Linked DNA regions of Homo sapiens: region 1 is linked to region 2. A link is a loop called in an ENCODE intact Hi-C map of the cell type or tissue named here. Cell type or tissue: heart right ventricle. All regions are shown on one strand. Links, peaks and the distances in the headings refer to the core of each region. The heading gives the core; the rest is flanking DNA.

Region 1 (16,412 bases), core at 868-8,867, 620 kb before region 2:
GGAAAGTGCTGGGATTACAGGCATTAGCCACCGCGCCCAGCTGTCATGCCCTTTTTAATAGTAAGGTCTGTTTCCTGTTGCATTTCAATGCATGGTACAGGGTGAGTTGTTTATGAAGAGAGAAGACTGAGAAAGAAGAGTTGGAAAAGGAAGAGAATTCTTGAGGTGTGCACAGATGCATATAGCAGTAGTCCCCAACCTTTTTGGCACCAGGGATGGATTTTGTGGAAGACAAGAGGGCAGGTGGTTTCAGGATGAACTGTTCCACCTCAGATCATCAGGCGTTAGATTCTCATAAGGAGCGTGCAACCTAGATCCCTTGCACTTCACAATAGGGCTTGTGGTCCTATGACAATCTAATACCACTGCTGATCTGGGACAGAGCTCAGGAGCTCACAGGAGCAGGGCTCAGGGCTGGGGTCCCTGCCGTAGAGTGATTGAGAGACAGGACTGCCACACATGAAAGAGAGAGAACCGTTATGTAAGTCAGCACTAAATCGTGTGCTCAGAATTGTTGCTGCCTCAGGAATTCAGGAAACAGGAAAGATCTGTGAGGCCTGGAGTTGAGAGAGAGGCCAGTGCTTCCTGGAGATGGGAGCTAGCCCAGAGGGATGGTGAGATTTGAACAGAAAAAAGTGAGAGAGATGGGCATTTGGCAGGTGAGTGAAGGCATGTGAGAAAGCCATTAGGGCGCACTTGCAGGACAGTGGTTTAGGGTAAAATGAATTGATTGGGAAGCTGGGAGGGAAAAGGAAAAATGAGCAGTGAAATGATAAAGCCATAGTAGAATAAACCTCCAGTTTTCCGAGGATAAAGAAATAGTTTTAGTCTGGTCTTTCATTTGTACCCTGCCTTCCCCCTGGAAGTTGTTTATTTGTTGATTGAGACCGGGTCTTACCCTGTCACCCAGGCTGGAGTGCAGTGCCACTATCATAGCTCACTGGAGCCTCGAACCCCTGTGCTCAAGCAATCCTCCTGTCTCAGCCTCCCAAATAACTGGGACTACAAGCATGCACCACCACTCCTGGCCCCCTGGAAGTAATTTTAGGTAGCTATGAAAGTTATTGTCGAAGTGTTGGAGTGGAATTTTGGCTTAGTTAAAATAATTGAGAACGGGAAGGATGGATGACTTTGACATTAATTTAATTTGATGACTACAATCCATCTATTAAAATGGCATTCCGCTGACTTGTTTTTCTTTTTCCTTTATCCCTTTGCTCTTCATAATATTCTCAGGACTTTATTGCTCAGTATTGGCTATAATGAAATTGTATTATCATTCTACATATCAAAGTATTTCATAGTTATCCAATGCATCCATTACAACTGAATAGTTAAAATAAATGTGTTCTAGTACTTCCTACTAAAACCTGTACAGCCTCTCTGGAGCCCAACCTTGGCCTTCCTGACAGATCTGCCCTGGCAGGTGAATACCCAGGAGAACCTGCTCTAGGGAGCCCCTTTCATGCATCTGATAACTCTGTCTCATTAACACTGACGGTGTTGGTTAGTTGGTCCATAGGAGTTAACATGCAGAATTCACTGTCAATTTTAGTCAGGACAGGACAGGTTATGTGGCAGCAACAACAGCAACAACAAAAAACCCAAAACTTCAATTGCTTAGCCCCACAAATCTTTTATTTTATTTTATTTATTTTATTTTATTTTTTTTTTTTTTTGAGAAAGAGTTTTGCTGTGTCTCCCAGGCTGGAGTATAATGGTGCAATCTCAGCTTGCTGCAACCTCCGCCTCCCGGATTCAAGCGATTATCCTGCCTCAGCCTCCCGAGTAGCTGGGATTACAGGCACCTGCCACCACATCTGGCTAATTTTTTGTATTTTTAGTAGAGACAGGGTTTCACCATGTTGGCCAGGCTGGTCTTGAACTCCTGACCTCAGGTGATCTGCCCACCTTGCCCTCCCAATCCCAGCAAATTACAGGCATAATTTGCCTGTAATTTGGGATTACAGGTGTGAGCCACCGCACCCAGCAAATCTTTTATTTTTGCTTGCACTCTGTTGCTCTGCTCGTCAGCATCACTGGGGGAAGCATGCTGACAAGACCCATCTTGACATCTGCTCACACAATCTCGAAGGCAGCAGTAAAGGAGAATGTAGCATATTGTGGCTCTTAAAGCTTTCACTCAGGTAGGACTTAGGTCACTTCTGCACACATTTCATCAGTCAAAGTGAGTCACATGGTCAAACCTAACTTCAAAGGGGACAGTGACGTGCAGTCTTACTACATTCCTGGAAAGAGAGGAAAGCCAGAGTATTTGTGAATGTCATTAGGGACGTTCTTTTTCTTTTCTCTTCCTTCTTCCCTCCTTTTTGTATAAACATATATTATTTAATGGAAAACTCCCTGCCGGGATAGGATCACTTGCTGAATAATAAGAGGTGAGATACCTCATGCACATTATTACTTTGAAAGGTAATTCCATGCGGTGTTTTCAAGGACTACAGCACAATTTCTGCAAATGTAGCCCAATTCAGAGACCATCTATAGTTTATGGAAAATATTAACTTTAGTGACTATAATTACACGGAGCCACATGTCAGTAGTGCCCTGTTTTCCACAGAAACATGAGATATTTTGCAATTTATCAACAAGTGTGCTGACCAGATTCCAGTCGAAGGCTTTCTTCCAATCCATGGTGCTTGTCCAGGCATGATCACTTAACTTTAATGCATGGGAGAAGAAGCTATGTACTTCCTACTGTGCCCCTTGATCTTCAGCTACTGGTTGAGGACTGGGCAATGTGTTACACTGTCACCTTCTGGCAGGGTTACGTGAGGGTTTTCTATTTGCATTACGGGAATGACGGGAATGACGAGCATGCCTTAGCAATTTGGAGGAGTTAGTTATCTGATACCGTAAAGGACACTGGCTTTGACATAGAAAGAACTTTGCACAGGCTTGTCGTTCGCCTGGGGATATGTCTACTTATTTTCTGCTTTTAAAATGATTTCCTGTTTTGTTTCACAACTTTGCCACCCATCTATTTTTAATTAATCTACCTTGGAATTCCTTCTAGACATTGTTACATGTTGATAAGGAAGGTCATGACTGAAGACAAGTGAAACCATACTTTGAGCTGTTTCTCTAGGAGAACAGAAGTCATGTCTGTCTGGTTTGCCACTGAATCCCATTGCTTGGCATGGTTCCTGGCACATGGTGCTCAATAAATATTATTGAATAAATACATGAATGAATGACAGATAGAGAAGACATTATTGACTCACCTGCATGGTAGTTCTCTATCTTTCTCTTGACCAATGGCAAAAAATTGCAAGCTATTGGACTGGAATGAGAGATGCAGAGACCTTCACCACAGTAAACTAAGCTAATAAGTCCACAGCTTTGCTTTCCCATTATTTTAGTTGCTAGATTGTTTTCCTCTCCCACCACACTCTAGTCATGCCCAACTTTCCAGCCAAATGGAACTACTGGCCATTCTCAGAATAGGCATGTTTCTTGTTATGGGTTGGATTTTGTCCCCACCCCCCCACAAAAATATATGTTGAAGTCCTGATCCCTGTACCTGAGAATGTGACCTGATGTGGAAATAAGGTCACTGCAAATGTAATTAATTAAGATGAGGTCATACTGGATTATGGTGGGCCCTAAGAAGGTGCCAATGTATAAGGAGATGTCCTTATAAGGAGGTGGCCATGTGAAGAGAGACACACAGAGAGAACACCATGTGACAATGCAAGCAGAGATTGAGGTGGTGCAGCTGCTAGCCAAAGAATGCTAAGGACTGCCAGCGAACCACCAGTAGCCAGAAGAGGCAAGGAAGGATTCTCTCCTCCGCGTTTCGGTTTGAGCATGGCCCTGCCAACATCTTGGTTTTGGACTTCTAGCCACTTGAACTGTAAGACAATAAATGTCTCTTGTTTTAAGCCCCTTAGTCTGTGGTTCTTTGTTACAGCAGCCCTAGAAAACACACACTGCTCAGGCCTGTATGTTTTGTTTCCTCCATCTGATCCATGCCCCATTGTCCATCTGAGGACCTCTTTTGTTGTGATGCAATCAAATTCTCTCTTCTTGGGTAAAAATCTCTAAATCCTCTCTAAATTATGATGAGAAAACTGCCTGCAATGGCAATTATTCAAGAGTAAAGACAGAGCCATAAGTGGTACAACTGTTCCACTTGGTTCAAAGGAAGGTGTGAGAAGGGGTTTAGGGAGGATTGTGCCACAAAGAATGAAGTCATGAGATCAAGATTTTGAGTTATGCATAAAAAGTAGGCCCAGGTTTGAATTCACTTTGAAAAAAAAAGAAAGAGAAAGGTTGGGGAGAGGGAGACAGAGAACAAAGGAGGGAGGAAGGGAAGGAGAGAGTGAGAAGCCTCCTGGGCATGCCTGTTATTCCTCTCATGGCCTTTTAGTCAATCAATTAGATAATAAATTATTCATAACCTTCTCCGCTGGCATTCAGGTACCTGTAGTGAGAAATGATGGATGTTCTGGTGACCCATGTAAATTTGCTTGGATTCAGAACCATTGTCTCAGCCTGTTGCTCAAATTGCTCTCTCTATTCCTAGCATCACGTTGGGCCTGGCTGGAGGAGGGACTGTTAAGTCAATACATACCTCTACCGTAATGCCTACCACCAGGGGTTTTAGTCGTCTTTGTTGCAAAACCAATGAGTAGCAATCAAGTCAATGAGAATGAGTTGAAGGGACAAAACAGATACACGTATTGTCACACTGTCTTGGGCGGATGGGAAGGAAGAGAAGAGGTGACTTTGCTAGGGGAATGAGCTAGGAGCAAGGTATGTGGTGAACCCACAAGCTGGACTGACCCCTCACTCCACAAGGAAGGCTGAACAGGGCAGCCCAGCTGGTTAGTCCTTACAGGCGCCTGTGGTCAGCTGAGCATGGGGCTAGAGAGGAACATGCACCCATCACCAGTGGGCAGGGTAAGCATGGGCTTTTGGTATCAGAAAATCAGGCCTCCAAAATATTTCAGCAGGAGGAGCTTTTGACAGTTAAGAAAGCATTTAAAGGGTCATCATTTAATTTGCTGGGGTTTATATTTATTTTATAATTTATAATGTAAAATGTATAGTTTACATATTTCATCGCTTAGAGGTTTTAAAGGCTTTAGTCCACCCCTAAGTGTTTGAGGTGGAGGAAAGCTGGGACTCTGTCCAAACGGGTGCTGGAGTTCGAGCCAGAGAAATGAGTTCCTAATATGAAGGACAGAAGCTGACATGTGGAATCAGAAGTAGGGAGGAGGATGGGTAGGAAAGCAGAGGTCACTGATGGGAAAGCTGAGAATGACTAATGACTGGCAGAGTGAGCAAGTGGGAGAGGGTCTGGAGAGATTCTAAAGACTTAGGACAGAGGCCTGCAAAGGCTTTCCAGCCACGTGTGAGGGTGGACTGGGTTCATTGAAAGGGGTAGGAAAAAATGAGTGACAGCATTTCACTCCTGCCCTTAGCAGAGCTGCTTACCTTCCAGAAGACATCGCAGGCAGAGCAAGGAGACTCAACAGTACCACATGATGAGGTGAGAGCCTGAGAATAGCAAGGCCCTGCTCCTGCCTGTATTATGAGGGTGGGCCCTGCCCCCAGCCCCAGGCAAAGGAAGCCCATATGTGCAAGGGCACAGCCCTAGAGGGAAGTCAATCATGAGGGTAGTGGCCACAGTGGCTGGTTCATCATCTGAGGGGCTTTGTGAATTATTTCATTGGTAGGTGCTGGAGCAGCCAGTCAAGGAAGGGTCACTGCTGCCCTGGACACAACACAACAGCAGTTGTGAGCCATCTTAGAAATCCTTCCTCATTTGGAGCCAAATCATTGTTGTGCTATTATTAATTTGCCTCCTTGCTTAGACGTGAGGCTGGCCACCTGGGGAAACACTCCTGTCACAGACAGGAGAAGTATGAGTGCATGGAGCAACATCTGACACTTGGCGATGCTGGCCTCGTAAACTGGACAGGTACAGACTAATTAGAACGTGCTAGAGCTACTCCAGGTGAGTCACTTAACTTACTCAGTAAGGGATAAACTGCTGTTAGGCAAAGGACCTGAGAAAGGCTTCTTACCAACTTTCAGCTCTGGGTTGATTCGTTCAACAACTAATGGTATTTCCTGATTTCTTCTTCCTGTTTCAGTTACGAATGTAATTGTAACCTGGATGTTACCAAGTCCAGTTTGCTTCTGAGGCCTCCTGCCTTTGCTATTCATTGTGGAAACACCGTTGCCCTTTAATGCATCCATCATCTCTGGCTCTGGAATCCTGCTTCCTGCTCAATCCTTGCTGCTTGCTCTTTCCTCCCTCTCGAGGTAGCCAAAGCAGACACAGCCTGTCTCCTCTCTGTTGCAGAGCACCACTAATACAGAGCAGTTGCATGAAACAGATTTTTCTGAAGATGTCATAACTAATGAGAACAGACAGAGCTATTATAGCCTGGGGTAGGAAATAATTTCAAATACAACATCAGAGATGATTGTTTCTAGAAATGCATTGGCCATTCCCTCCATGAGGAATTTCTTTCTATCTGTGTCCCTCCTTGGCACCCCCAGGCACTCCAATGCCAGAATTGCCTAAAAAGAGATCAAGAAATATCCTTCCGTATGGATGGAACTACCATGTATTACATGCCAGGGACTGACTGCACTAACAGTCTGATTCTCTCACTTAATCCTCTCAGCAGTGTTCTGTGGTATACATTCCTATTTTACAGATGAGGAAACTGAGTCTCAGAGATGGTAACCTGGCCAGGAACCCACTGCTGAGATTTGCATCCAGTTCCTTCTACCCCACACCCATGCTCCTCACTGCAACACTTGCTGTCTCCCTGTGTAGTCCTAGTCTTCGCATACCCTCAGGTCATCAGAATTTAAATCTATTACTTTACCCCTTAACTCAGCAAAGCTTTCTGTAGAGTCAGGTAAAATTTTTCCCTAACATTTTCTTCCATGCAATTGAATCCCTTCTCCAAGAGCTCCCTTGCAAAAACGGCCCTCCCTCTCCCGAGATAAGTTTCATATTCACTCTGATTTCCTTTGCGCTGAAGTGTTTCTCCTCACTTACACTTCTAGATAACTTTCTGCTGTCTCTGCTTCCCCCACTGCCCTTTTCGCTGCTTTGTCAGCTCCTCTAAGGAAAGAGCCTCATTTAATGCCAGGAACTAGGATCCATTTGCCTCCCTCCCCTCTTGAAGCAAGGGAATCAATCCCCATAGATAAGGCAACAGGACGGTGGACTCTGCACTGAATTTCTCAGGTGCCTTTTTCAGTGGTGTGGGAGAGAAGGGGGACCCCTCCCAACCCGAAGCCATATTTTCTTCCTGAGCTTGGCACTCCATTAAGCCAGGACTTTCAGCCCACCTGAATCCTCATAATTCTTAACTATGTCCTTGCCCCTGGTTGGGATAACAGCCACAGATAAAAGGGAGCGGACATTCAAATGGAGTTATAAAGTACACACCGTGGTTCTCCTCCCTGACCTTGCTCTATACACTGTCACAAAACAAATCCACAGTCCCACAGAGACCTTAACCCAGAGGATGGTGAGAAGCAACCCAAACTAATATATAGCCCTGTCTCTAAGTACCAAGAGATGACAATGACAGCAGTTGGTTACATGAAGGCATGAACCAATCAATGGGTTTTTTGAGAACCAATTTGGTAGGAGGCATGCTATCAGAGACGTTAAAAAAAAAAAAAGAAAGAAAGGCTGAAAGATAAGCTGCACTGATGGAATTTACAGCCTGTTTCCAAAGATAGGATAGAAAAGAATAATTATCCGTTCCGGAGATGATATGCCAAGTTATAAATGTGTTAGGTAGACAGCAAGGGCTCCGGGAGTTCAGAGAGGGGAGGCAGCACTGACCTGGGAAAGGACAAGGAGACTTTCACTGAGAAGAGATAAGGCTTGTGCATAGACTTCTTCAGTAGGCCAGAGGGGGAAGGACATACAGAGTCTGGTGTGGAGAATGGCATGAGCAAAGGTGCGGGGACAGGAATGTGAATGGTGTATTCAAGGGACAATGACTCATTCACTTGGCTTTCTTTACAGCTGCCACATAATAGTGGACACATAACTGATTATTATTATTTTCTGTTTTTAAAGACCTCAAGAATAAAGCAAGAGACTCAGACTCTCAATTTAGTGCTCAGTGACCCCAGTGCTCAGTGACCCTGAGGAGGTCAAGGTGAATCCGAGCCCTGTCAAAATTCTCACCCTCATTTGCTGGAAACTCCATTGATTTAATGCTGTGGTTCAGGAGTCTAATCTTTGGAAAACCTAAAAAATAACCTGGTCAAATCTTAATTACTAAGCATAGCATCATTTATGATTTTGACTTTGTCAGAATTGGTCACTAACTTTCCCCGTTTTAAAACACTTCAGAGCTATTTGGAGCCAGGAAATATCTCTACGAGGAGGCTAATCCTGTTAGGAAACACTGTTGTCCTCTTTTTTTTTTTTCTTGAGACGGACTCTCACTTTGTTGTCTAGGCTGGAGTGCAGTGGTGTGATCTTGGCTCACTACAACCTCCACCTCCCAGGTTCAAGCGATTCTCCTGCCTCAGCCTCCCTAGTAGCTGGGATTATAGCTGCGCACCACCACACCCAGCTAATTTTTCTATTTTTAGTAGAGACGAGGTTTCGCCATGTTGGCCAGGCTGGTCTCAAACTCCTGACCTCAGGTGATCTGCCCACTTTGGCCTCCCAAAGTGCTGGGATTACAGGCGCGAGCCACCACGCCTAGTGTTGCCCTCTTTAATGAGTGCTACACAAATGTCTTGGTGATTTCACATCCGCAGTTGTTGTGGGGTGTGTTTTGTTTGTTTGTTTGTTTTATTTTTTGTTTTTTGAGATGGAGTCTCGCTCTGTCGCCCAGGCTGGAGTGCAGTGGCACTATCTCAGCTCACTGCAAGCTCCGCTTCCTGGGTTCATGCCATTCTCCTGCCTCAGCCTCCCGAGTAGCTGGGACTACAGGTGCCCGCAACCACGCCCGGCTAATTGTGTGTGTGTGTGTGTGTGTGTTTAGTAGAGATGGGGTTTCACGTTGTTAGCCACGCATTTCTTGAGGATTAGACTGCTGTTGCAGATGAGCGCCGTCCTCTGTCTCTGAGTTCCAGGGTTTGTGTTCATGGAGGTGTCTTGTATGGTAGTTCCCCAGCACTGAGGCAGTCTCACCTCCATGACAGAAGCAGGAAGATTGTTTTGCTTTTCTGATATTTTCTATGGAAGATGCTTTTGTTTTCCAGTGTTTTCTATTGAGGAATACTAGCTACCTCTAACTCAAAACATACAGGAAGCTCTCTATACTTATCATATTTTAAAAATGTTTTTTAACCAAACTAGCTTTCCTAAATGGTTACTATACATTTCCAGTGTATTTCGAAAGGAAATTAATTCTCACTTCATGACTTCAGCAAAATAAAAAGCAAAACAAACACTAGAGTACTAAAGGAACAACTACTCGAGACATCGTGTTCTCTTAGTCACAGGCACATAGGAGGGAAAATTCAACTAAGCCTCATTTGGATGTATTAAAATAGCCTTTTTCCTAGCTCAGAATCACATTTCAAAGGGTGCCTAGGTGCAAAGCTAAGCCAAGTATAACCTAGCCACAAAGTAGTGCCAAGGGTAATACACTGTTTTCTGTTTTGTTTTAAGCAATGAAACACAGCAGGGAGCTGAGAACATGCACAGAACCAGGAGCAAGCAAACCCGAGCTGCAGGGAGCTGGGTGTCCTTGGCCAACTCACCCAACCTCTCTGAGCATCTTCATTTAGAAAATGAGCGGCTGGGCATAGGGGCTCACGCCTGTAATCCCAGCACTATGGGAGGTCGAGGCAGGCGGATCGTTTGAGACCAGCCTGGGCAACACAGAGAGACCTCATCTCTACAAAAAATTTTAAAAAATAAAAAATTAACTGGACGTGGTGGTGTGTACCTGTAGTCTCAGCTACTCGGGAGGCTGAGGTGGGAGGATCACTTGAGCCCACAAATTTGAAGCTACAGTGAGCTAAGATTTGTGCTCTAGCCTGCCTTAACACATAATGACCAAGTGAGAAAATGTATACAAAAGCACTTTGTAAATGACAGGTTTTTCTACAACACAAAGGAATCATAGAGGTGGCTATTTGGGGGAAAATGAGGTATGTGCAAAGCTTCCTTTTAAAAGGTGACTTTTATGTCTAGCATTTTTGTGTGATTTAAGTTCAGCAATTAGAGGATCATTATTTAATACCCTAAGAAAATACTGTTATATTGTGTCTTCCAAATGAACTATTTCTGTTTTTACTGTCACTTGGAATGTTCTCCATGAAAGAAAAGTATTTAAAGGAAAAATTACCTGGAAGATAATGGGTGAGATTTTTATAAGTGCCTTCTGTATGGGGACAAAGGGCTTTTTCTGCTACACCTCCTGAACAGTTTGATTTATTTGACAATATAATACATTTTTTCAAATAAGATGAGGAAATAGGTGTTCCAGCAAGTGATATGGGGGTGGCAGAGTGGGGAGGTGTTAAGGGGAGGGTGTCAGGGAGGGAGGAGAAAAGAATATTGGGAAGAGCTGACCAGGAGAAGTCTCAGGCAACCATACTGAGTATCTTCAGAATTGTAGTCGGGTACACAAGGACCCTCCCAGGTGAATACAGCATTTTGCCAAGTCTCCATCATCCTGTGAAGGTGTCTGGGCTTCGGCCGGCCCAGAGGACTGAGGGAGACTGGCCCGACCTCTCCCTACTGCTATGCTCTTTTTTGAAGGCTAATCAATAAAATGTCACGGAGCACTTTTCTAAGAAGGCCATGATCTGATATTCAGGCAAAGAGAGAACCCTTCAAGGCAAAGTCGATATGACAATCTCCCAATAACTGGCTTTGCTGCCTAAAGCATGAAGCACCCTAAATCCCAATCGCTCAGTCCCTACTTAGAGCTTATCCTCAAAGAGCTGGATTTCTAACTCATTTTCATTAAGGCAAAATCATTAACAATAGTTGATCTTAATACGTTGGCAACTGTGACCTCAATCTTACTAAATGGAATATTATTTCTTAGCTACTATTCAATATTACTTAACAAATGCCTTTGTCCATTTGCAGGAAACTCAGGTTTCCTGACCGCCAGTCCTGACCACTCCCTACCAGCAAGCCTCCTCTTCACATAGTTGTGGGACCGCATTTGCTGCACTCCTAACAAGCCAAGAGACAAAGCAATCCCGGAAATTCCCTTTTGACTCTGTACTGTAAGGAAATGCCATGTAGCAATAGCAGGAGGGCAGAGTTTAATCAAAGCACCACTTTCTCTACTCATTGCCCACGTTTAGCTGCTGGAATCTCATATCAACCAGAAGCCTAAAGTCTTGATTCTTTCTGTGTGTGTGTGTGTGTGTGTGTTTTTGAGATGGAGTCTCGCTCTGTTGCCCAGGCTGGAGTGCAGTGGCACGATCTTGGCTCACTGCAACCTCCACCTTCCTGGTTCAAGCAATTCCCCTGCCTCAGCCTCCCGAGTAGCTGGGATTACAGGCTTGTGTCACCACACCTGGCTAATTTTTGTGTTTTTAGTAGAGAAAGGGTTTCACCATGTTGGCCAGGCTGGTCACAAACTCCTGACCTGAGGCAATCAACCCTCCTCAGCTTCCCAAAGTGCTGGGATTACAGGCGTGAGCCACCAAGCCCAGCCAATTCCTTTTTTTTTTTTTTTTTTTTTAATAAAAACAAGGTCTCACTTTTTTGTCTAGGCTGGAGTGTAATGGAATGATTACTGCTCATCACAGCCTCGACCTCCTGCGCTCAATGGATCCTCCCACCTCAGCCTCCTGAGTAGCTGGGACTACAGGCCCAAACACCACCATGCCTGGCTAATTTTTGTATTTTTTGTAGAGACAGGGTTTTGCCATGCTGCCCAGGCTGGTCTCGAACTCCTGGGCTCAAGCCAGCTGCCCGCCTCAGCCTCCCTAAATGCTGGGATTACAGGCCCGGCCTTTTTTTTTTTAAAAAAAAAAAAAAAAAAGACAGCGTCTTTATCACTCAGGCTGAAGTGTAGTGGTGCGATCATGGCTCACTGAAGCCTCGACCTCTTGGGCTCAAGCAATCCTCCCACCCCAGCCTCCTGAGTAGTTGGGACTACAGGTGCACCACCATGCCCAGCTAATTTAAAAAAAAAATTTTGTACAGACGAGGTCTTTCTATGTTGCCCAGGCTAAACATTTTTATAGTATTCAGAAAAATCGACATTTAAAAAGTCAATACTCAATACTCAAATACTACTAGAAGAATGTATATTGGTACCACTGCTCTAGTGGGAAATCTGGCAACATGAACCAAAAGTCATAAAAGGTTCATAACTTTCTCTACTGAAATATTATACTGAAGAAATATGCATTATAAGTTTAATAGGTTAAAAACTGGAAACAATCTAAATGTTCAACAACACAGCATTAAGTGATTCCATAGTCATCAGTCAAATGTATGCAGAAATTAAACATCATGTTTTTTCAAAGAACAAATTTCACAGTATTCACACAATATTGTTGAGTGAAAAAAGCTGCTTATAAAACTGTAAGTACGAAGTGGTTTTGTTTAAGATATATACATATATCTCCATATTTAAGGGTTGTCACATATCAAACAATTACAATGGGTATGTCTGTGCTTTCTGAAATATCCAAATTTTATATTGCATTCAAGTATCACTTTCTGATTAGGAATAAACGCAACTAATTTCATTTTTTAAAAGGGAGATATGAAGGTCAAACACTCTATGAAAGAACTTTTGATTTAAACATTTATATAGAGGATGTCTTTGACATTCCAATTTTCCTCAGCTTGACCAAGAATGATAATATCATGTTTCAAATATTAAGAATAAAAATTATTATTATTACTATAGTTACAATTTATTGAGTACTTATTCTGTGCCAGGTAGTGTGTTAAGAAGTATGTATGTATGTGTGTATGTGTGTGTGTATATATGTACATATGTATATATTATTGGATTTAATCCTCACAACAACCCTGAGCTAGAAATTATTATTATTCCCAGTTTACAGATGAAGAAATTGAGACAGTATGTGGCTACCTACTAAGTGGTGGGGCTGGCATTTGAACTCTGGCAGTCTGGCTCCAAAGCCCACACTCTTCACAGCTACCCATACATACTCCTTCCTTTACAGGGAGAACCGGGAAGGCATATCCAATTCATGAACTTACTCAAACCAGGTTTGTTGAGTAAAAAGAGGGGTATTAGTCTTGTTAAATAGGAGACTGTGGAATCTGATAGGAATTACCTGGGATTTTGCTCTCAGGGCTACTGAAGACACCACTCTCTGGCTTCCCAGCCCATGCAACTAGAGACAGAACAGGGGGTCGAATCTAAGAAATTGCCCTGAGTTTGCGTGATTCTGCCAGCCACTTCATGATGCCTCTCCGGGTGTCTGCCCAAGTCCCATTTCCTGACAGAGTTAGGAGGGAAGAGTAGATGTTCTCCACTGTGAATCTGTCTGGTCTCCTGATATCTTCACTACAATTGGCAAGCACCCTTCTCAGCCACAAGGCTCTCCCAAAGCCCTGGTGCATCTACTGCATTTCTAAGTATTCAGGATATATATGCTACCCACTTTCCCAACTCCTAACTCCAGTTTTCCTCCCATCAGATACGCTGCTTAACTGTTACCAACCCAGTTCACATCTCAGCATCTCAGAAATTGATTGCATTGTCTGGTGAAGCATAGGAAATTTGTTCTCGAGGATAAGGGTCACTGTAAGAAAATATTAATGTTTCAAATGAGAAGCTAAAGAATCACACATATTTCCAAAGGAGGAAGTCCTAATGGTTTTCTGAATGCACAAATGACAGCTTGTGAGAAGCATTTAAAGAGCTTTTCTGCTAACTCTAAAGGCCCAAGGTTTGTTTTCTCTGAGGTTTCTTAATGGAGTCTAAACATTTCATTGTGTTCACCGGAGCAGCGAATTGAATATAAAGTGGCAGGCCTTAAAAGGGAAGCCAGTGAGTCGGAGCATCATTTGCGTGAAATATATTATTATTGCCTGTTTTTTTTGATGGCATTTAAATGCTCTTATGAGAAATGAGTATGACCTCTTCTTAGATTGTTTCCTTTTTTCATTATAGTCACCCTGGCGGGGTCATCCCTCCCCACCGCTTTCAAGGCATCATGCCCAAGTCGCCACTTGGGGGCAGTCTAATGCCTCTGTCCCTTCCCATCGCCATTTTCCCGCCTGCCTTCTCTCTTAGGTGTTTGACCTGGTTTCTGGTCTCTCTTATAATAGAATGGTCATTACCAATCTCTGCAGTTTATTTAAAAAGAAGCAAAGGGTGGCATTCTTAACATATGGAAAAATGCTACATTGCACTCATACCGTTTTTCAAGGAGTATTCAGGAGTACTATCTCTTAGAAGGATGTAGGCAGGGCAGCCATGGTGATCACCTGTTTCAGAACAGACACCTTGGCTTGGGAAGGTTAAATCAATGTTTAAACCTCAAATGGCTCTGAAGGGGCAGGCTTTCTGATTCTTTGGTCAGTGCTCTTTCCTCCAATCATGCCGAAATAAAATCCAGCTTTTATTTTGCAGGAAGATCATTGTTTAATGAAGACAGCCAAACAACAAATAGCAGTACAAATAATTCAATAGAAAAAGGAAATCACAGAATCACATTATTTTCCTGTGTGTGCTCATAAAATGGTTTTAACTCAGGGAAGAAAAAAAATCACAATTCCCTTTCAAAGTTTAATAAAAATTCACTTAAACACGGGAATAAACAGCTTGCCCAGATCCTTTCCCCACCCTTCCATGCTCACCAGGCAATTTAATTAATGGGCAAACAGCCCGATGGTAGATTTTTCTGATACAGTGTCATGAACGAGTGAGATCCATCTTTGCACATGTTGGCACATCACTCTGGCTGCATTACAGAAACAGAACAGAGTCGTATGGTTCCTAGAAAGTAATTATTTGGCAGGGTTCTACCCCTGGGTGAATCCGCACAGAAAAAGTACTCAGGTGGCCCTCACTGGTGCCAGGGCCTGGGGTGGATGGCAGAGGGTGTGCATTGAATACGCGTGTAATGGTTTGAGTTCCTGAGGTGGGGAGGGAGAACACAGCAAGGGAATACAAACCCATAAGAACAGGGCTGTAAATCATGCCTACTTCCTCTGTTCCTGTAATTTATTCATTTAGCCATCAAATATGCATGGACTATTATATGCTCAGCACTGAGCAAAGGGTTTTGCATAAGTGAGCACAAGAAATGAACCTTTTTTTTTTTTTTGAGACAGGGTCTTGCTCTGTTGCCCAGGTTGGAGTGCAGTGGTACTGCTCACTGCAGCCTCAACCTCCTGAGCTCAAGTGACCCTCCCACCTCAGCCTCCCAAGTAGCTGGGACTATAAGCATGCACCGACATGCCTGGATAATTTTTGTATATTTTTGTAGAGACAGGGTTTTGCCATGTTGCCCAGGCTGGTCTCGAACTCTTGAGCTCAAGCAGTACTCCTGCCTTGGCCTTCCATAGTGTGGGATTACAGGTGTGAGCCACTGTGCCCAGCCAAGAGATGAACTTTTAAAGGATTGTAAACCAAGGGTATCTGAAATAAGTCTCAATCAATTTAGAAAGTTTATCTTGTCTGGGCATGGTGGCTCATGCCTGTAATCCCAGCACTCTGGGAGGCCGAGGCTGGCAGATCACAAGGTCAGGAGTTCGAGATCAGCCTGGCCAATACGGTGAAACCCTGTCTCTACTAAAAATACAAAAATTAGCCAGGCATGGTGGCGGACTCCTGTAGTTCCAGCTACTTGGGAGGCTGAGGCAGGAAAATTGCTTGAACCCGGGAGGCGGAGGTTGCAGTGAGCCAAGATCGCGCCACTGCACTCCAGCCTAGGCGACAGAGTGCGACTCCGTCTCAAAAAAAAAACAACAAAAAAAGAAAGTTTATCTTGCCAAGGTTAAGGACACACCTGTGACACAGCCTCAGGAGGTCCTAACAACATGTGCCCAAAGTGGTCAGGGGACAGCTTGGTTTTATATATTTTAGGGAGACATGAGACATCAATCAACATATGTAAGATGAACATTGGTTCGGTCAGGAAAGGTGGGACAACTCAAAGCAGGGAGGAGCCTTCCAGGTCATAGGCAGATAAAAGACAAATGGTTGCATTCTTTTTAGTTTCTGATTAGCCTTTCTCTGAATACATGATTTATAGGAATAGTCACTACACTTTAGTCTGGCTTAGTGAAACAATAGCGCAAAGGAGACAATCAGATATGCATTTGTCTCACGTGAGCAGAGGGATGACTTTGAGTCTATCTGTCCTTTGTCCACAAGGAATTTCCTTGTGATCAAATTGTAAGGAAGGTATGTCGCTTTTTTTTAAGTCTTAGTAGCTATCTTTTTAAGGAATAGCATGGGAGGCAGGTTTGC
Region 2 (16,412 bases), core at 5,590-13,589:
ACCTTGTGCTGGCCCCTTGCCTCTCCAGGGATCGCCCAACCAGGCCCCTGCTGCTCAGGCAGTCAGCATGACCTTGACCCAAGGCACAGACAGGTTCCTGCGGCTCCTGGCCTGGATGGGATACGCCCACCTCCCACAGGCTCCTGAGAGAGCACATGGCCGTAATCCTCCAGCCTCACACCTGCTACCCCTCGCTTCACAACTTCTTCTACCCTGAGAAACCCCACACTTGTCATTCCCTCCCCACCTTCATTTCCCTTCCTGGAATGTCCTCTCTGCCTTCTCTACCTGAATTCCCTGTGTTCCTTCAAGAGGCTCAGGCGACAGACCCTGTAGGTGAATTCAGTGCATTCTCTGCACACCCAGCCCGCACTGCCTGCCCACATGCCTGCGTGGGAATGGTTAAGACCAGATTTCTCCAGCAGCCTTCAGCCTTTGCTTCCCAGGCCTAGTGGCCCCCAGCACAGAGCAGGCGCTCAGGGAAGGTGAATTAATGAGTGCAGCTGAGGTAAGGGCAGCGGCCAGGGCCTGCCTGCAGATATTCATGCCATTTGGGCTGCTCTCCTGTTTTGAAATGAGGAAATTGTGGGCCGGGCGTGGTGGCTCACGCCTGTAATCTCAGCACTTTGGGAGGCCAAGGCGGGCAGATCACCTGAGGTCGGGAGTTCGAGAACAGCCTGACCAACATGGAGAAACCCCGTCTCCACTAAAAATACAAAATTAGCTGGCGTGGTGGCGCATGCCTGTAATCCCAGCTACTTGGGAGGCTGAGGCAGGAGAATTGCTTGAACCCAGGAGGCAGAGGTTGCAGTGAGCCGAGATCGTGCCATTGCACTCCAGCCTGGGTGACAAGAGTGAAACTCCGTCTCAAAAAAAAAAAAAAAAAAAAGAGGAAATTGTGGTTCCCCCAGAAGAAGAGAGACTTGTCAAAGGTCATTCTGTAAATGACAGAGTTGGCATTTATTAAGTCTCAGGTTTGAGATTGTTGCCTCCAGGGTTTTTCCGGCTTTGTGTTGACAATGCCAGATTTTCAAGGCGGGGTGGAGGAGCGTGGGAATTAGGGGAAGCTGCTATGTGACCCGCATCTTTCCTCTGTCTTCCACCCAAGTGTCCTTGTGCCCCCAGCTACTTTCTCCAATTTGCCTGATTTCATCCTGGGTGTTTTGTGTTTGGCTTTCACTACTGACTTCTCCTGTGGGCCCCCTGACAGTGACCGTGACTCTTAAACAGCCTTGTGGTTTCACAGTGCCATCCCTGCCAGGCGCTAGTTTCTTCAGAGCCTTGGTCCCCCAGCTTGGGAGCCTGGGGATGGGTGTGCCCCATGGGAGGGGCAGGCAAGGACAGAGAGCAGCGAGACTGTAGTGGGGTGTTTCTGCCTGTGTGTCCCTGGGTGTCTGCATCTGCGTGGCAGCAGCCCAGCATGAGGCTGAGGGTGAGGGAGGCATGCCCGGGCATGTCTGCTGGGGCAGGCTGGCCAGGTTCCTGAGAAGACCAAGGAGATCCTTGGGAGAGGTGACTGGATCTGAGGCATGGAGAGAACGCCCGAGTCGGGAGGGAGGCGAGCCGGAGCAGGGATGGGTATTGATGAGGAGGCTGTAATGGGGGTGGCTGGTAGTAGTGGTGGGTAGCATTTATTGACTACTTACCAGATGCCTGGCACTGGGCTTAGGTCTTTTACATATATTGGATCGTTTAGTCCTTAGAACAACACCATGAAGTGAGATTTATCTCCGCTTTTCAGATTTTACATTTTGCAGTTTACAGATAAGGAAACTGAGGCTCACGTCACCAGTCATCATTGGAGTCCCTGCCTGTCTGAGCCTCTGACTACTGTCCTCTCTGGAGAACTTGAGAGCCCTTGTGGGGACATCTGGAACTGCTGGGTGGGGTTCTAGGGGTGGGGGAGCTGCAGCGGTGTGGTTCAGAGCCAGGCAAATATGGATTTCTATTGTTTTTGTGTCTCAGACTGGCAGGGTCTAAGAAGCCTTGGGTAACTTTTATAGATCTTTAAAAAACTGAATTGTTTTCACCCTGGATTCCAAGATAATAAACTTTCTTTAGCCTTTGTTCATAAGGAGGTGCAGCTTTCTCTAAAAGACTCCTTCAGAATGCTGCCTGTGATGGCTCCTCTGGGCCATACTACTACGAACCGGCATAAAAACTACAGCTCAAACCCTCCTGGGTCAAATTACAGAAGAAAACAATTCCTGGAGTGTCATAGTTGGCCACAAGCTGAACATGAGTAAGCAGCAGAGATGCTGATTTATAAGAAAAAGCTGATTTGTGACAGTGTGATCTGCAAAAGAGGGAACTGTCCTCCGCCTGCAATTTGTGTAAGGCCGAGTGACTTCCTCTGAGTTGTTCCCAAGGCTTTATTTCTAGACCGCTTGTTAGGAACGCAGAACCCCTTGCCTTGCAGAATTACTGTGGGAATGGAGGCACAGTTCTGAAGCTAGCTTGGAAATGCCCACCTATAGCTCAGAACCTCATATTTATGAGAAAACAATAGGAGAAAGCAATTCAGCTGTGATGTGCAGCTGATTTTCACCATTCCTTTGCTATGACCAGGAAATGCCCCATTGGACACTTTGTGAAGGGAGCGATGATGTCATGGCCAGAGGCACAGCTTCTTTTAATATTCAGGTTGTTAGTATTTGGCGAAGCCTGCCTCTTTCCACCCCCAACCCCTACTGGATTTTTCTGGAAGGCTTTTAGCTCTTCCCTCAATTGTGCGCACGTGTGCACACACACACAGAGACACACACACGGACATACCCCCCACAGACAGACACAAACATATCATATACATAGAGACACACACACAGACACACTACACACATAGACACACCACACACACAAAGACACACCACAGACACACAGACACTCCACACACAGACACACCACAGACACACAGACACACCACACACATACCACACAGATAGACACACCACACAGACACACCACAGACACACAGACACACCACACACACAGACACACCACAGACACACAGACACACCACACACACAGACATACGCCACACACACAGACACACATCACACACAGACACACCACAGACACATAGACACACCACACACAGAGACATACGCCACACACACAGACACACATCACACACAGACACACCACAGACACATAGACACACCACACACACACAGAGACACGGAGCACGCACACAGACAGCGGGGCCTGCCTTGAGCAGCTCCTCACCTCTGTGGATGCGTGACCACTTCCCTCACCCCAGTGTCTCTGACTCCCAGGGTGAGATGCTCCTTCACACACTGTCCTAAAGTCTGACAACAACAATATGCCAATGGTTAGTCCTGCCTCCAAAATACACCTCCCTTCAGATTGTATTTCCATCCTTCTAGGGCCTTCCGTCTTCTTCGCCAACCCCGAGTCATTGCTTCTCATCCACACAAGGTGATCACCTATGGGACTCTTTGTTTTTGAGATGAAGTCTTGTTCTGTCACCCAGGCTGGAGTGCAGTGGCGTGATCTCAACTCACTGCAACCTCTGCCTCCCGGGTTCAAGCAATTCTCTGCCTCAGCCTCCTGAGTAGCTGGGATTACAGGCACACAGCACCACGCCTGGCTAATTTTTGCATTTTTGCATTTTTAGTAGAGTCAGGGTTTCACCATGTTGGCCAGGCTGGTCGTGAACCCCTTGACCGCCTCGGCCTCCCACAGTGCTGGGATTACAGGCGTGAGCCACCACACCCCACCCGCCTATGGGACTCTTGATTCCCCACTGGCACCCCTGCGCCGACCCCAGGTTCCATTCCCCTCTTGGTAGCTGGAGTGAGCGCTGAACTGTCTGTCAGGCCATGCTGCTTCCCAGCCTTGAGAGTGAAACCCCCGGCTTTGAGCCTGTCCCTGTCCCTCTGCTCCTCCTGCTTCTCGCCTCCTTTCTCTTTTCTCTGCCACCACATTGCCCTGGGCTGCCTGAAGACATCCAGCTCCTTCCTGGCTCTGGGCTCCTTCTGTGGCTGTCCTGAGACTGTAGGATGCACCTGTCAGGTGTAGTTTAAATCTTGGCCTCCACCTCAGAGACATCTTTCTTGATGTCCCTTCCTAAAGTGGCCTCCCTCTACTCTCTTGGCTGATCCCATTTGTTCCTTCAGAGAACAAAAAAACAATCCACAGTGCTCTGTTTTTTCATGTGTGTCCTTTTACATTGTGTCTCCTCCACCAGAATGTAATTTTGGAAGCCTGTTAATAGTTATAGTTGCAGAGTCCAGAACAGTGCTTGACTGTGAGGCTGTTCATAAATGTTTGTTGAATGAAGCACATTGAAGAGATTGATGACAAAATGCTCCCATGGTCGGGAAGCGTTATGGCGTGAAGGGATTTTGGGAGGTGGATGCTATAGAACCTGCCAAGTCGTGCTGGTTGGTGACTGACTCAAAGTGGAGGACAAGCAGAGTTGTGTGAGGGCCTTAGTGGTTAGAGGGCCCTGCTGGGTTTGGTGAGGATGAGCTTTAGAAGCCCAATCCCTGGAGTCAGTGTCCAGGATGGACATGCCATTGGGGATGATGCTTCCAGGAGGATCACAGGGGAGGTATAGCCATTGGTGGAGACCTTGCTGCATCTACGCTTATTTTATTTTTCATTTATTGTTATTTTTTTGAGACAGGGTCTCACTTTGTTGCCCAGGCTGGAGTACAGTGGTATGATCATAGCTCACTGCAGCCTCAAACTCCTGTGCTCAAGCGATCCTCCTTCCTCAGCCTCCTCAGTAGCTGGGACTACAGGTACATGCACAACCATGCCCAGCTAACTTTTAATTTTTTTGTAGAGATGGGGTCTCACTATGTTGCCAGGGCTGCATCTATGCTTGTAATAAATTGGGCTATGTGGTTTAAACACAAACAAACCCCACTTTCCCACCCATCTTAAGTGGGTTGAGAGTAATGTGGCTGGGGTGAAAATAATCACAGTTTAATTGGTTTTAAATATGCTAATGCCTGTGTTGAAAACACGGTGATGTGAGCAGATGCCGGCACACCTTTGGAGGTGTGACCTTTGTGCCACATGGTGGGATGACTAATGAGTGAAAGAGAATCCCCTAAAATAAGTTAGGGGTATGTTTATGAAGAGTCAAGTAGAGTCCTGGGAGAAACAGATTCAGGACACGTGAAGGACTTGGTGGTAAAGGGAGAGGAACGTATGAATATAAGAGGCAAAAAGAGCAAGTTCTTTAGATGTTTGTCTAGGGCCGTGAGAAAGAAGTCAAGTATTATCTCTGAGATATTAAAACAATGGATTTTCACTCTCAGTAATCAAGTGCTCCTATTCACTGAATCAACGGGTTTAGTGGCTTTAGGGAAGCCCCAGACATCCTAGAACAGAGAAGCCTTCCTCAGTTTTGTGTTTCAAACCAGATTTTAAAAAGTCCATAGCAAGCTAATAGTCAATAATTTTGAGAGCCTGGTTAATAAGAGGGATATATTTTTTCTACTTTCCAAGAAGATCCCTTCTGTAAATCCAGAGCAGAGCTGGGGGGATCTGAGCATGGCTTGATGTGTGAAGCCACAGTGGAGAGAACAGAGGATTCCACACAAAGGAAGTGCCTGCCCCACAGGAAGGAAGAAAAACCCAGCTGGTGCTGGGAGAGGCTTGGAGGGAGATTGACACAATGAGGGAGCAGGGTACCATGCTGTGTGCCCCACCCACCACCCATGAACTAAGGGTAGGGGCAAGGTGGTAGAAACAGCCTACATAGGTAGATAGGAGGTAGAAAGTAGAGGGGCCTGCCGCCTACTTCCCATTTGGATATCTGGGAAGAGAGTCCCTTGCAGGTGTCTGCAGGGCAGCCCCGGCATGGTGGAAATGCTGGCAAATTGTGTCCTGTCAGAGGAAGGGCTGAGACAGTGGCCCTTGCTTCTCCACGACCTGCATGAAGGTGTATCCGCGACTTCCCAGGTGCCTCCTGCGGGGCATAAGGAGGCTGGGAATTAAGAGCCAGCATGCTGCAGAGGTGGGCCTAGGAGGCCCCATGGCTGAGCCTCAGAGTGGACAACCAGAGCAGGGCCAGAGGGAGGATGTGGCTGGGCCCTAGAGGGTCAGCAGTGCCAGGGAGCACTGAGGAGAGGCCCGGGCAGCAGGGGGCTGGTCAGACCATACAAGAGCATGTTCAGGCCATTGCCTAACCCGAGAGAACAGGTTATAAACATCTCAAACCCAGCCGCACAGGGGCAGGAAAGGGTGTGGCTTAGGGACAGCATATGGGAAAGGCATTTAAGGGTTTTCATTCATAATAAGGTCAAAATGAGTCCCCAGTGTATTAAGATCTGTAAATAAATGAACAAGTTACAGTCTCCTCAGTGGAACCTGCTCCCATTCTTCTCAGGGCTGGTCAGCTCCCTTCCGGAGAATTACAGTCATGCTGGGTCTCCCTTCGAGACTGAACAGACAAACCAGACCCCCATACAGAGGAGAGTGGGGAGAAACCTCCACATAAGAGCAGCTTGCAAGGACTTGAGAACACACAGTCTGGTGAAAGAGAATTTAGGGGTGACACTGCTTAGGTTCTGTATGTTCCCAAGAGGAGACCCAATGCATGGATGTTATAGGGAGAGAGTTCAGCTCCAAAACCACTAGAACCATCTAATAATTCTAAACCGGCATGGGCTGAACCAGGACACTTCCTGGATATGGAGCATCCAAGCAGAAGCCAGAACACTGCTATGCAGGAGAGGCAGATGTCTGCCGGGTCATGGACCTGGACAACCTTCAACATTTCTTCCAACCTTAAGATTTTGTGAATCGCTGAATGAAATTCTAATTTTAAAGTTTCTGACTCAGAGGCAGAGGAGGCTCCTATTTTGAGTCAGAGTACCCAAATGCAAAGATCCCAGCTCCTTGGAGACAGACGGACCTGGCTTCTGAGACTGGCTTTGTCACTCACTAGTTGTGTGCCCTGGAGAACTTCCTTTCCCTTTCTGAATTGCAGTGTTCTCAGCTGGAAGATGGAGATATTTACCTGGCAGGGTGTTGTTGGCATTAAGTGAATCAATGTAGTAAACATGGCCAATTGTGTGTGTGCACACGTGTGTGTGTGTATGTGTGTGTGTGTGTTAGTGGGGGTAGGAGGAGTATAGGATGTTTGCCATGCTAGAAAATCGTATTATTGCCTACTGGTTAATTTTCTTTTTCCTAAGACCAGCTTACAGAGCAATGGAACACTGAGTTTAATGAAAAGATGAAACAGATGCTGATGTGGTGTGGACAGATACTGGTTTGAATCCTCTTAGCAGAGAAGGGAAAGTTCTGATATGGGGAAGATGGGGGAGGCACCTGTGACTATGCTGGAGGAAAGGGCAAGAGGAAGTCACCCCCTGAGGGCCACAGGTGGATACCCTCTGGTGCTGTACCTGGGCTTCTGGCCATGGGATGAGTTGAGCTGTGTGGTGCTCACTGTCTTTCCGGAAAGGAATGGGCCTGGACCGATCTGCCTCCCCCCATGACTATCTGCAGGTGACACCAGATCTGCAGTGACCTTCAGCTATGAAGTGGGCACAGGTTTCCTTTTAGCCCTCCCCACCTCGGCTTTCTGCACTTGTTCCTGCCAGCCCCCACTCCCTCTTACTTCATTCCTAATTCCTTCCTCCATCACATTTTTTCCCTTAGAAGCTCATGTACATAAGGAGGTATGAAGGACTGGTAAAGCTACAAGCCCGACCTCTACCAGGGATGCTTGCATTTCAACTCTCAGCCACTGCCATTCTCCACTGGGGGCCTCTCTCCCACAGTGTGAGAGTGTGGGTGGGCGTGGTGCAGCTGGCACCATGCTGATGTCTGTCTCTTTGCAAAGCTGACCTACCCTGGGTCAGGTCCTGGCTGCCTTGAGTACTGGGAGAGGGTGGTGAAAAACAGGCCCAAAGCTCTGTGGGGAGCAGCCCCTTCTCCCCTGGCCTTTGGCTAGGAGGAAGTGAGTGGGTCCTGCCTTGGGGCCTCCACTTCCGGGGCCTCGAGGGCTGAGGCTGACTCGATGATTCCTGGAAGGTGATGATGTCATGGTGACATAGCAGTTCCCCTCCCCAGCCAAAGTCAATAGGAGAGTGGGTGATGAGTGTCTCTCATTGGCACAGAGGCCCGAGGCTCTCAGGAATGACCAAGTCCACTGGCTTGTCCAGGCCACTTAACACCACATTCATCAATAGCTCCCTTCCTCAAATTCCTACAGCTCTGATCATCTGTCCCTTCGGCGATCCCATATTCTGGACTTCCAGGGCAGGCTTGATTGATTTTAAACGTTCTGCCCCTTTGTTTTTCCACGTCAACAAATTCACAAATCATAGAAATTCATCCCAGGTTGGCCTGTGCATCCTGGGGCTTTGGGGACACGGAGCCACCAGGCTTTCTCAGAAACAGAGCATGATCATGTGTACCCTTGCATCCCAGCTTCACATCTGCATGTCTTTTCAACAATATTAATAGCTTCTTTAGAATCAGCATCTGTGTCTGTTTCTTTTGTTTTCTCCAGGACTCCTCGAAGGGGCTGAGTGTGTGGGAAAATCTAAAAATGCTTATGGGGAGGGGGAGGTTAAGCTCCCCTTCTTGTCCTTGTCAAGGGCTCTCTCCCACTACTTCACTGGGGGTGAAAGGCGCATCCGCAACAAGGGCCCCGTGAGTTCATAAGGAGATGTCTTCTGCTTCTCTCACCCGTGCTTATTAAAAGGTAACCTAGTCCCGGTGTGGGTTTGGGAAAAACGCTGCTGGACTTGCGCGGGTCGGGGTTGCTTTTGGATAGCCACTCCCTGCACTCTTGTTTACCAAAGACCTGACTCTCTGACAGACTGCGTCAGACCCGCATGGAGTAAAATGGATCCTTTGTCAGCTGGAGTCTGAATTGAAACGCCTTCTCTGCGGCCCTCCCCAGACCGACCCCAGCGTTTTACAAGGGAGCCCTGGCGTTGCCTTACGCTGCCCGATGCTGCCCCCTGCAGGCGGCTCGCAGACACAGCCCGCTCCGCTGGGTGTGGAGGCTCAGCCTGTCCCACACAAATGGGTTTTCATCACCTAGAGTTGTCAGAGCAGCTAATAGCGCATGAACAGGAAGAAAATTAGGCTTCTCTAAGTGAATTGGGTGTTGAAAGACACTGAGATAAATGGTGGAGGCAGTGAGAATGACTGATGGTGTTTCAAGTCTGAAGTAATAAGTTGGGGAGGTGAGGGTTGGGGGTGGGAGGAGAAGGAACTAGTGTTTACAGTGACCATGTGATTTAAATCTGGGCTCACAACAGCCTCAGAGGCAAATGCTCTGAACTCCTGTTTAATGGATGGTGAAGTCGAGTCTTAGAGAAAAATTAAATAACTGCCCAAGATTATACAGCAATAAATGGCAGACCCAGGACTTGAACTCAGTGACCCCAGGCCTCTGTGACATCTGCTGTCCCGCCACCCCACCATAAGAGATCATCGTCCTGCCTGGAGGAAGATCCCTTTGTTTATGGGATGAACTGGGTTTTTTGGAATGAAGGGGAAACTTCAACAGGGAATTCTCTTCACTAAGACAGTTTGTAGCTGTAGCCTCTGTCATGTGATATGAGGGGTGTTTGGCAGATCTCCCTGCCTGAAAACATCTCCCCAACTTGCTCATCACATTGCCTGGAATTTTGCTAAAAGAGAGTCCTTCCTTTGATTAAGATTGGCTAAGTGGTACTCCTGTTAAATGAAAATGCAATTCCTGTGGGGGAGTCACAGGTTAAACCTTTAAATCTTAATTCAACCTCAGTGGAGATTAGCTCATCAGGTTGCTTCATCCCTGTGATAGAGAATGAAGGGTGTGGGGAAATTGGAGGACAGGGGGTGTGCCAAAATCTAATTTTATTACTAAATGTCTCAGAGACTCCTCAAACTGTACCAAATGAAACTCTTTATCTTCTCTCCCACACTCTCCCTTCTTGGACATTAAACAGGCTCAGAAATCCCTGCAGTGTCCCTCTCTCCTCCATCTGATGGTCACTGGGTCCTCCCCAGCCTGCCTCTGAAGTGGTGCCTGAATCTCCACCGTGCACCCTCACTCTGTGGTGTGCTCAGGCCCTCGTCAGTGTGTTTCTGCCCCTGAGACTTTACCCTTTAATCAAACCTCAGTGCAGCAGCAAATGAGAGCTTTTGAAAACATGAATCGGAGGATGCTGCATTTCCTCCTAAAATCTTCCTCAGTGCCTTAAAGAAAAGTGCCAATTCCTCAGTATTTTATACTTAGGAGAGTGTTCCCATCCTTCTCTCTTGCCTCTCCTCTGTACCTCTCATTACCACCCTCCTTCACCCCATTCCCCAGCCTGGTCATCTCATTCATAGCTCCATGCTTTTGTGCTTTGTTTTTGTCAGGAAAGCCCTTCTCCTTCAGTGGTCAGCTAACTACTCCTCCATGAAGCCATCCCTGATTCCTACTCCAGCCCCCAAGGAAGAGGTAAGTTTTTATGTCACCCCTCACTAAGCCCACACACATGAATGAATGGATGAGTAAACGAAGCTCAGCTGATGAGTGGACTATCCAGTTCAAAAGATGAGGTTGTTTCTGAAATGAATATAAACCAAACTGTGGCTACGTTTTTGAAGGTTGCTGCTATGATGCACTGAATGTGTCTGTGTGTGCATTGGTGGGATACAAAGACTCTGTTAGGGTAAATAATTTGATGGGCCTTGAACTTACACAAGCAGACTAGTTTCAGAACATTGCCATGGAGACGAATGAGGACTCAAGCAGCAGGGTACCACTTAGGCAATGACAGATTTTACAGAAAATGGGCTTAGATACACCTTTCTTGTCAAAAAATCTCCTAGCTAATGGGGAGAGTGCTTCAAGGCAGAATAAAAGCTTGCACCCTCAATGAACAAAAAGCTCCTGAAGTTAGAAAACCAGGAAGTAGCAGGTCAGGAAGAAGATAAATTCTTAGCGATAGACTGAAAGACAAATGGCCAAAGAGGATGTTGGGGCCATGCCATGATGTTAGATGGAGTTCAGCATATTATATTAGAAAATAAACAAAGGATGAAGATGTTTCAAATGTATCTTTATATGTTCTGTTGCGTGAAGTGAGGAAGCTGTTCCCTTGGTCCTTGGCAAACTGTTAAATCATTTATGTATTTATTTATTTATTTGAGATAGAGTCTCACTCTGTTGCCCAGGCTGGAGTGCAGTGGCGCAATTTTGGCTCACTGCAACCTCTGCCTTCTGGGTTCAAGCGATTCTCCTGTCTCAGCCTCCTGAGTGGCTGGGATTACAGGCACCCGCCACGATGCCAGGGCCATTTTTGTATTTTTAGTAGAGACGGGGATTTCACCATGTTGGCCAAGCTGGTCTTGAACTCCTGACCTCAAGTGATCTGCCTGCTTTGGCCTCCCAAAGTGCTGGGATTAGAGGCATGAGCCACCACACCTGGCCATGTTAAATCATTTATTACAGAACTAGGACTATATAATCTCCTACATAGCCACCATAGAACCTTTCAAGTCAGGGCTTGCACTTGGACACATCTGCCATCCAATCCACAGACCCCATTCAAAATTTTCAAGCTGTCCCAACAATGTCTCTTTTTCCTTTCTAGTCCAAGATCATATCCAGGAATACAAGTTGCATGGTTCTTGTGCCTCTTTAGTTTTCTCCAATTTGAAACAGTTTCTTAGTCTTTCCCTGTCTTTCATGTCATCGACTGTTTTAAAGAGTACAAACCTTTCATTCTGCAGGACGTCCCTGGGTCTGTCTAATGTCCTGGTGTCCAGACTTGGGTCATGCTCCCTTGATAAGAACACCACAGAAATGATGCTATTCTCATTTCAGCAAATTGCATGGGGTGGAAGGAGGAGACATAGGATGTCAATCCATTCCACAACTGGAACTGTTTATTTTGATCACCAGTCACGTACCAACGTTTGTCTGCCAGGTTTCTCTCCTATAAAGACCCCATTTACCCCCTTTAAATTGATGGCATTTTGTGGGGAGGTAATCCTGTTCTTTATCAAACTTGCATCTCCCAATCTTAGCCTCCATTGATGTCTCCTGCCAGAATCAACCACAACTATGACAGTTTCCAAATTATGGTTTTCTATTTCCATCATTCCTTTTCATTTTATTAGTTGGTGGGCTACTGTAATACAAAGCTTTCCCATTTTCTATGTTCGTTTGCATATTTATTTCAGTAGGGAATCTTGTTTTATTCAATGGATTGTATTCCATTGCCGTCCTTGTTTATTTTGATGTTCACATTGCTCCAGATATGGCCAGTGGAGTCCCTTCAGCTTGGCTCCTGCCTCCTTCTGACACATCTCCACCATTCTCAGCACTGTCTTACTTTCTGGCACTACAAAATGACCAAGGCTCATCATGGTACTTTTCCTTCTCCAGCCTGGAATTAGCTCTTTCTCCAAGGAGCCCTGCCTTCTTGTAGTGGAGGATGGTGTTTAGGAACCAAAATCTGAGCCCTTAGTGTGCTTCTTGTTACTGAGGTGTCATTGCTTCTAGGCCTGTTGAGTGGACAGATCTAGGAAATATATGTGTGCATATGTACACTCACAGGTGTATACACACATCTACAACTATTTCCATATCTACCTGTGTTTATATATCAGAAAACAGTAAGTCGATGATACTCACACCTCCAGTTCCAATCCACCTCAGTGTTCTTTATAGTTTCCTTCTTTTCTATATTTGTAATTCTCTTCTCCAACAGTAAGAAACCGGACTGTCATTATCCTCAAGATATGTACTTATTTGCTCAATAAGTTTACTTATTTTTGTAACGTAATCAATCTCCCAATGACAGCAGCTGTGTCTTTCACCTCTACTCCCTGTCCCCACCTCTAGTGCCCTGTATCCTTAGGTGCCAGCAGGCATATCATCAGTGAACTCCACACAGCAGCCCCCTCTCTGTCAGTACCCCATAGGGGCCCTATGTGACTCTTCCAGGCCAGGAAGGGAGGGGAAGGAAAAAGAGAAGAAAGGAAGATGAAGCCTGTGTGGATTGTTTTAACTGAATGCCAAAAGGAAGAAGGAGATGCCATTTTGCCTATGCCAGCAAGTGCTTTGTCAAGTATTGATCAATAAGAAAGTACAGATATCAATAAGAAAGTATATACTCATGCATGTACGAATCAGTGATGAATATGACTTTAATACATAATCTAGTTATTTATGTTTAAAAGTAGTACATTGTTGATACTCCTTTCTTCACAAATACCCTAAAACCTTGTAGATGGGGTGGAGTGGGAAATATAAATTATCAGAAATGTGATCAGGAGTCAAAGAAATGCCCAAAGGGCAATTCAGAGTTGCATTCAGGCCTCAGAACAGGACACTTCTCAAAATTTGGGAGACAAAGTTAAAAATAGCTTATCCTGGTGGGCACGGTGGCTCATGCCTGTAATCCCAGCACTTTGGGAAGCTGAGGTGGGCAGATCACTTAGAGCTCAGGAGTTCAAGACCAGCCTGGCCAACACGGCAAAACCCCATCTCTACAAAAATACAAAAAAATTAGCCGGGCATTAGTGGTTCATGCCTGTAGTCCCAGATACTCAGGAGGCTAAGACTGGAGAACCTCTTGAGCTCAGGAAGCAGAGGTTGCAGTGAGCCGAGATTGCACTACTGCACTCCAGCCTGGGCAAGAAAGTGAGACCCTTTCTCAAAAACAACAACAGCAACAAAAACAAAAACAAACTTGTTTATCCTCTGAGGTTGAAGCCAACAAAAAGCAGCCCCAAATAAATGAGATTAACTACCTGTGGGTGGAACTGTCTTGGAAGATGACTTATAATTGACTCCAGGCATCTTTCACATCTCCATGAAGGAGAATGAAGAGCCTTCCAAAATCTTCCTCTGCAGTAGTTCATTCATTCAACACTATTCACCTTGATGTCTGCCGTGTTTTCCCTTGTAACAATGCTATTTATCTCTTTGGAATTGTATGTCAGTTGGCTGAGCACTGGAGGATATAACAGGGAAGAAAACACATTCCTCATAGTCAGAAAGTTCATGGTCTGGAGTGGGAGACAGTGACCAGGGCACTTCAGCATGTGAGCTATGTGCATTGAGAGGCGTGAGCATCTAGCTCTGACTGGGTGGAGGTATGTGGAAAGGTGTGCCAGGGAGGTGACCGCTAAGTGGACACCTGAAGGACTCATGGGAATCAGCCAAGAGAAGGGAGTGGAGGGAATGTTACGGGATGAGTGGCCACATGTCCCAAGGTCTGGAAAAGTGAGAGAGCACGGAGCGCCTGGCCAGTGGCAAGTGGGAATGTCAAGTTTGAGGGGGAATGGGGTGGGGGTGAGATGGAGAGCTAAGCAGGCCTGGATCATCAGAGGTCTTGGAAGCCGTATTTAGGCATTTGGACTTCGTCCTAGGGAGAGCGAGACATCCCTCAAGTGTGATCCGTAGACGTGTGATATGATCATGATCCCATTTTAGAAAAGCTCCCTGACTGTGTACAACAAGTTAGCCATACTCCTGGTTAAGGGCACAGTCTCCACAAGACTGCCCTCACTTCAGACATCAGCCCCAAGTTTGGAGGTCCTCAGGGTCACCTTCTCTTCTGACAAGTTGCCTAGAAATTCAGGGGTTCCCACACTACCTTCAGGTTTGATGATTCACTAGAACAACTCATGGAAATCCGGGAAGAGCTATACTTATGATTACAGTTTTATTATAATAAAAAGATACAAATTGGAACCTGTCAAAGAAAGGGACACATACAGCAGAATCTGAGAGGGTTTCAAACATGAAGCTTCTGTGTCCTCAGGATACAGTGCCCTGCCAGCATTGTATGTGACAACATTTATGCAGGAAGTCCACTCAAGCTTTGTCATACAGTTTTTACTGGACTATAATGAAGTCCAGAGCCTTCATTAGCTAGTTGTGATTGATCGAATTTTTGCTCTTGTGGGTGGACTCGATCTCCAGGCCTCCTCCCCTTCCCAGAGGTCAGGCTGATATCATGAGGCCCAAAGCCCCAACCCCCTAACCACATGGTTGGTCCTTCTGGCATGGTCAACCCATACACTGAGTCCTCTCATACTAAATAAGGGACCCACCACGAATAACACAGATACTCCTATCACTTGGGAAATTGCAAGGATTTAGAGGTTACCTCCCAGGAGCTGGGACGAATGCCAGATCTCTCCTTAGGTGAGGCCAGATTCCTTACTCACACCGTGGTGTGGCAATTAGACTGGATGAAAGCAAGTTTAGAAGCAGGGAAATCAATTGCTAGTTGCTGCAGCAATCCAAGGAAGAGAACATGGTGGTCTGGACCAAAGAACAGCAGAAGGAATGGAAAGAAGTGGAAGGTTTTCAAATGCTTGAATCCTAGAATGTCAGGACTTGGTGGCTGACTACTGGATAAGGGGTTTGAAGGATGGGGAGGAGTCAAGGATGATGAATAGGTATCTGGCCTGGGCAAATGGTTGGTTTGGGGCTGCTGTTTGCCAACACCTTTGGCTTTTCAGTTTCCTGAACAATCAGCCTCGCAGAGTGCTTGGCACATAGTGAGCATTCCATAAATATCTATTGAATAAAGAATGAACGAATGAATGGACTCATCTTTAAGCAAAAGAGACAGTGACTGGACCTAGACTGCTGCAAGAGAGCAGACCAGGCTCAGAAATGTTTATTGTCCACTTCTGAGACGGGGTCACAGAGGAGCTCACCTATCTTCAGCAACTGGACATTTTCACCTTCCATGTAGGAGGCTTCCCAGGCCTGCTTAAGTAGGTGTGTATGTGTATGTGTATGTGTATGTGTATGTGTATGTGTATGTGTATGTTTATGTGTACATGTATGTGTGTAATGAGCGGTGGCTCTATGCAAGTTGTGAATTTTATTGATCATTTGAAAGCCTGACTCATAATATTATTTTGGGGAGGCTTGAAAAGGGGCTTATGTGTACTTAGAATGGAATTGGGATGAGTGTTGAGGAGGAACTTACTTTCTCCTCTTTTCACATTTCCGTATGAGGGAGTTTGATTAGGGTGACATTCCTAGCTTCTCTCTGTCTCTTACTCTATTTTCTTTAGTAGTTGAACTGCTTAGTGAGCCTGTAAAGGAAATTGAGGTTATGTGGCTCAGCCACTTCCGGGCCCTCTCTTAGGATCTGCCTGCCTGTAGAGAGTATGATCATTGCTTTCAGCCAGGTGCTTAGTGAGGCAGGCCTCACGGTGGGAGGCCTCGGGGATGCAGCTGTGCTAGTGCGTGGAAGGGCGAGTCTGCCTGATCCTGGGATGCAGTGTTAGAAAGCACACGGTTACTGTGTCCCTAAGTCACATTTCCTGAATCGGTTTTGTTATTCATATGTTCATGAAAGAGGGATGGTATCTATTTCAATCTCTCCCCAACACTGGGCTCCCAGCTGAAGGAAAGATGTCTGCAATGGGCTTTTCATGGCTGAAATGACCCTGCC

What was found. A loop is a pair of places that touch in the nucleus more often than their neighbours do. Peaks named below come from ENCODE experiments on the same cell type or tissue, not always from the same donor. Only the 100,000 strongest peaks of a DNase experiment are listed, where the experiment ranks them.
Region 1: it touches region 2 in a loop (3.0-fold over the local background); 38 of 110 quality-filtered maps call a loop at or near these places.

Annotation. Positions count from the first base shown.
Region 1 is chr1:180,519,519-180,535,930 of GRCh38, forward strand. No RefSeq gene overlaps it. Among named protein-coding and RNA genes, the nearest start is that of ACBD6, 25 kb to the left of the region's middle. RefSeq lists an enhancer at 1,811-3,010. In heart right ventricle, for the core only: no CTCF peak of the experiment used is centred there; no DNase peak of the experiment used is centred there; H3K27ac peaks cover 2,984 bases.
Region 2 is chr1:181,133,703-181,150,114 of GRCh38, forward strand. No RefSeq gene overlaps it. Among named protein-coding and RNA genes, the nearest start is that of LINC01732, 33 kb to the right of the region's middle. RefSeq lists enhancers at 865-2,064, 1,232-1,651, 7,420-7,920, 7,830-7,909, 7,921-8,421 and 2 more, a cis regulatory region at 7,725-8,274 and a silencer at 16,264-16,323. In heart right ventricle, for the core only: a CTCF peak has its summit at 8,961 (motif pointing left); a DNase peak (open chromatin) is centred at 8,949; H3K4me3 peaks cover 705 bases; H3K27ac peaks cover 286 bases.